2 separate regions of the Homo sapiens genome follow, and region 2 is linked to region 1. Evidence: read pairs that join two places in POLR2A ChIA-PET (ENCODE). Cell type or tissue: B cell. All regions are shown on one strand. Region 1 overlaps VAV1 (vav guanine nucleotide exchange factor 1). Region 2 overlaps CRB3 (crumbs cell polarity complex component 3).

What was found. Peaks named below come from ENCODE experiments on the same cell type or tissue, not always from the same donor. Only the 100,000 strongest peaks of a DNase experiment are listed, where the experiment ranks them.
Region 2: POLR2A ChIA-PET joins it to region 1 with 5 read pairs; 2 of 35 experiments call an interaction of 5 or more read pairs at or near these places.

The regions. Positions count from the first base shown.
Region 1 is chr19:6,783,479-6,785,978 of GRCh38, forward strand. The region is part of intron 1 of VAV1 (vav guanine nucleotide exchange factor 1); the gene reads left to right. Among named protein-coding and RNA genes, the nearest start is that of VAV1, 12 kb to the left of the region's middle. In B cell, no CTCF peak of the experiment used is centred here; no DNase peak of the experiment used is centred here; H3K27ac peaks cover 538 bases.
Region 2 is chr19:6,464,441-6,466,940 of GRCh38, forward strand. CRB3 (crumbs cell polarity complex component 3) reads left to right here. Exons shown (of 4, transcript NM_139161.5): 2 at 168-343; 3 at 1,105-1,178; 4 at 2,026-2,500. The coding sequence starts at 262. The coding sequence ends at 2,232. Among named protein-coding and RNA genes, the nearest start is that of CRB3, 1.4 kb to the left of the region's middle. RefSeq lists an enhancer at 1-239. In B cell, no CTCF peak of the experiment used is centred here; a DNase peak (open chromatin) is centred at 1,031; H3K4me3 peaks cover 354 bases; H3K27me3 peaks cover 805 bases.

The sequences.
Region 1 (2,500 bases):
TTTTTTTTTTTTTGAGACGGAGTTTTGCCCTTTTCCTCCAGGCTGGAGTGCAATGGCGCGATCTCTGTTCAGTGCATCACGGCAACCTCCGCCTCCCAGGTTCAAGTGATTCTCCTGCCTCAGCCTCCCAAGTAGCTGGGATTACAGGCATGCACCATCACACCTGGCTAATTTTGTAGGGGTTTCTCCATGTTAGTCAGGGTGGTCTCGAACTCCTGACCTCGGGTGATCCACTCGCCTCGGCCTCCCAAAGTGCTGGGATTACAGGCGTGAGCCACCATGCCCTGCCTCCATTCTTGTTATTGGCCAGAACTTGGTCACATGGCTCCATTTAACTACGAGGGAGACTAGGAATGTGGTTAAACTGGAGCTGGGGATAAAAAGGAGATAGGTTGGTTGGACGCAAAGAAGTCACTGCCGTAGAACCTCAGGGTAATGCCTCACTGGCTCCAGAAATGCAGGTATGGAGCGGGTTTCAGGAATGCAGGTCTAGGGCCAGGCATGGTGGCTCATGCCTGTAATCTCAGCACTTTGAGAGGCCGAGACAGGAGGATTGCTTGAGGCTAGGAATTCGAGACCAGCCTGGGCAACATACCAAGGTCCCGTCTCTACAAAAAATAAAAAAATAAGCCCGGCATGGTGGTGCACGCCTATAGTCTCAGCTACTCAGGAAGTTGAGGCAGGAGGATCGCTTGAGCCCAGGAGTTTGATGCTGCAGTGAGCTATGATTGTGCTACCACTGTACTCCAGACTGGACAAAAGAGTAAGACCCTGTCTCTAAATATATCTATGCAGGTCTGTGGAAATCTCAATGGGATGTAGAATAAGAAGGACCTGAGCCAAGGCCATGGGGGAGGAATTCAGCTGGGGATGAGGGAGCTGGGTGATAGCAACTTCAGCAAAATGGGTTGGGCTGATTGGAAAACCTCCTCTTACCTTGCCTGCTAGGGCCAACAGGAGGGGCATCTAGGAGGGTCAGCACTTGGCACCATCCCTTTCCATTCCATTCTGTTCCTTTTTTTTTTTTTTTTTTGAGACAGAGTTTCACTCTCTCTCCCAGGCTGGAGTGCAGTGGCACAATCTTGGCTCACGGCAGCCTCCGCCTCCCGGGTTCAAGCGATTCTCCTGCCTCAGCCTCCTGAGTAGCTGGGATTACAGGCAAGTGCCACCACACCTAGCTGATTTTTGTATTTTTAGTAGAGACGGGGTTTCACCATGTTGGCCAAGCTGGTCTCCAACTCCTGGCCTCAAGTGATCTACCCGCCTCGGCCTCCCAAAGTGCTGGGATTACAGACGTGAGCCACCATGCCCAGCCTCCATTCTATTCTATTCACTGACCTCCTCTCTTGGTCCAGTGCTGGGAAATGTCACCTTTCAGGACTTTCACAGAGATGCTAGAAATCTCTGTCCCTTCCCTACTCACAGCCCTTCCCTGGTTCCCCACTGCCCTTGGTGAAAAAGACAAAATCCTCACTGTAGCCCACAAGGGCTTATGCATTTGGCCTCTGTCCATCTCTCAGCCCTTCCCTGCTCCCTCTCTACCCATTGCTCTCTGCACCGCAGCCAAATCGGCCACCCAGCACAATCCAGCCTCAGGGCCTTTGCACTGGCTCTTCCTTCTTCAGGGATTTCTCTTCCCTCAGGTATACACGGTGAGTGTTCTCTTATCTCCTTCAGGTTTCTCTTTCTCTCTCTCTCTGTCTTTTTTCGGAGAAGGGGGTCTTGCTCTATTGCCCAGGCTGGAGTGCAGTGGTGTTATCATAGCTCACTGCAGCCTCCAACTTCTGGGCTCAAGTGATCCTCTCGCCTCTGCCTCCCAAAGTGCTCGGATACAGACATGAGCCACTTCACCTTTTTCTTTTTTCTTTGTTTTAACGGGGTCTCTGTCTATTGTCCAGGCTGGAGTGCAGTGACATGATCTCAGCTCACTGCAACCTCTGCCTCTTGGATTCAAGTGATTCTCCTGCCTCAGCCTCCCAAGTAGCTGGGATTACAGGCATGTGCCACCATGCCTGGCTAATTTCTGTATTTTTAGTAGAGACGGAGTTTCACCATGTTGGCCAGGCTGGTCTCAAACTCCTGACTTCAGGTGATCTGCCCGCCTCAGCCTTTCAAAGTGCTGGGATTACTGATGTGAGCCACTGCACATGGTCAGTGGCCAGGTTTCTTTCTTTCTTTCTTTCTTTTTTTTTTTTTTTTGAGATAGAGTCTTGCTCTATCGCCCAGGCTGGAGTGCAGTGGCACGATCTCAGCTCACCGCAACCTCTGCCTCCTGGGCCCAAATGATTCTCCTGCCTCAGCCTTCCGAGTAGCCAGGATTATAGGGACGCACCACCACACCCAGCTAATTTTTGTATTTTTAGTAGAGATGGGGTTTCACCATGTTGGCCAGCTGGTCTTGAACTCATGACTTCAAGTGATCCGCCCGTCTCGGCCTCCCAAAGTGCTGGGATTACAGGTAATGAGCCACCGCGCCCAGCCCAGATTTCTTATCTGAGAG
Region 2 (2,500 bases), 320 kb before region 1:
CAGCCCAGGAACGCGCTCCTGGGAGTTAATCTTTAATCGCTGACCTCTGGCGGCTGGGGCGGGGCGGGACTCATGGGTGCCCTGGCGCCAGTTGTCTCTCCTGTGGGCCTGCGCCGGGGTCCCCACCCCGATCCCAACGCCTGGGCCTCTCCTTCTCCTGTCCCCAGGTGCCCCGTCGCAGGTGCCCCTGGCCGGAGATGCGGTAGGAGGGGCGAGCGCGAGAAGCCCCTTCCTCGGCGCTGCCAACCCGCCACCCAGCCCATGGCGAACCCCGGGCTGGGGCTGCTTCTGGCGCTGGGCCTGCCGTTCCTGCTGGCCCGCTGGGGCCGAGCCTGGGGGCAAAGTAGGTACCAGCTGAGAGCGCTGGGGGGGAGGGGTCTGGATTCCTGGATCTCTGCTGGGGACGTGGCTTAGAAGCGCTGGGTATCTGGGGCGCAGAGAGGGTCAAGAATTGGGGAGCGGGGAAGAAATACCTTGGGGAGGGGTCTACAGGGTTAGGGCTCGGGGGGATTAAGATTTCTAGTTTCTTCCTTGGACACTGGGAGTTGGTCTAGGAGACCTGAGTTCCCCAGCGAGGTGGAATTGTGTGTTGGAGTGGGGGCTCCTAAGTAGGACTTGGGGGGAGGTAAGGGCTGCGTACCTGAGTCTTGGTATAGTGCAGGTGTTTTTGGGTGAACTGGGAGCTGGGAGGAGGCCTGCCGAGCCGGGTCGACCTGGTTGGCTGAAGGTGTAGACCCCAGCCATTCAGTCTTAGATTTGTTTTGGGAGCCTGTGGGGAGGTGTGAGTCAGACACTCCAGGGAAAAGCTAGGCCCGCCCAGATCCTTAAGGGCCCAGGGCCGAGAGGTGAGTAGGGGAGGGGTGGACTTCTGGACACCCTACTGGGCTCTGCGGGACTGGGTCGGGGGGGTGTCCTGGGGAGCAAACACCCAAGGGAGAGGTCTTACCTGCAAGACACCCAACCATCTCTGTGCGAATGAAAGGCAGAGTTTGAATTGGGACCTGCTAGGGGGAGGTGAAGGGGAATGCCCAAAGCAGGTGCAGATGGGCGGGGATGGGAGAGAAAGATGGAGACTGAGTTATTCTCTGCCTTCACCCTCCACAGTACAGACCACTTCTGCAAATGAGAATAGCACTGTTTTGCCTTCATCCACCAGCTCCAGCTCCGATGGCAACCTGGTGAGTTGGAGGTATATGTGGGAAGATGGCAGCAAGGATGTTATCTAGGGGTCACACATATAGCATGTAGAGAGGACTAGACACCCCCTCCCCCCAGAGGTGGCAGGTCAGGGTGGCTTTGGAGAGCTCTAAGTAGGAGAGACCTGAAGTCTTAGACCAAGAAGACTAGGACACCCTGGAGGGAGTGGGCAGGAATACTGTAGCTGTCAGATGTGTGGGCTCAGGAATTCCATATGCCTCTCAGGTGGGTGGGGGAGCAAGGAGCTCAGACTTGGTAGATGTGATGAAAGCAGGAGTCCCGGCCGGGCGCGGTGGCTCACGCCTGTAATCCTAACACCTTGGGAGGCCGAGGCAGGAAAATCATGAGGTCAGGAGTTTGAAACCAGCACGGCCAACATGGTGAAACCCTGTCTCTACTAAAAATACAAAAAATTAGCCAGGCGGGGTGGCACACACCTGTAATCCCAGCTACTTGGGAGGCTGAGGCAGGGGGAATTGCTTGAGCCCAGAAGGCGGAGGTTGCAGTGAGCCGAGATTGTGACACTGCACTCCAGCCTGGGCAACAGAGCAAGACTCGGTCTCAAAAAAAAAAGCCGGAGTCCCAGACATGGCAGGTGCTTGCGAGGGGTGTCCCGGACATGGCAGGTGGTGGGGAGCCTTCGCACCCCAGACAAGGTAGGTAGGGATCCAGGAAGCCCCACTGTGGGGATCAGATCACCAAAAGTGGCAGATGTGTGTATGTGTGTGTGTGTGTTGTGGGGTAGGGGGTGATGAGGGGGATGCCATTCAGGTGGAGGTGGACAGGCTACCCAGGCTCAGGTGATTCACACCTGTCCCCTCTCTGCAGCGTCCAGAAGCCATCACTGCTATCATCGTGGTCTTCTCCCTCTTGGCTGCCTTGCTCCTGGCTGTGGGGCTGGCACTGTTGGTGCGGAAGCTTCGGGAGAAGCGGCAGACGGAGGGCACCTACCGGCCCAGTAGCGAGGAGCAGGTGGGTGCCCGCGTGCCACCGACCCCCAACCTCAAGTTGCCGCCGGAAGAGCGGCTCATCTGAACGCTGGGGCCTGCTGCAGCCACCAACACTGCCCAGGACTGCGGGTTGCTGGCTTGTACACCGCAGCTGCCACCGAGACACCAGCCTCTGATGGCTCAGGAGGACTTGTGGGGAGAGGCTGGGGGCACCCATGTGGTGGGCTCTGTGCAGCATGTTGCCTCTGCTTGGCTGTGCCTGCAGCTCAGGGTGCTGGGGCTCGGGACCCACCCCCCTGCTTGCGGAACCAACTTTTCTCTGTGTGTCCAGCAGGCCCCACAACCCCCTCTCC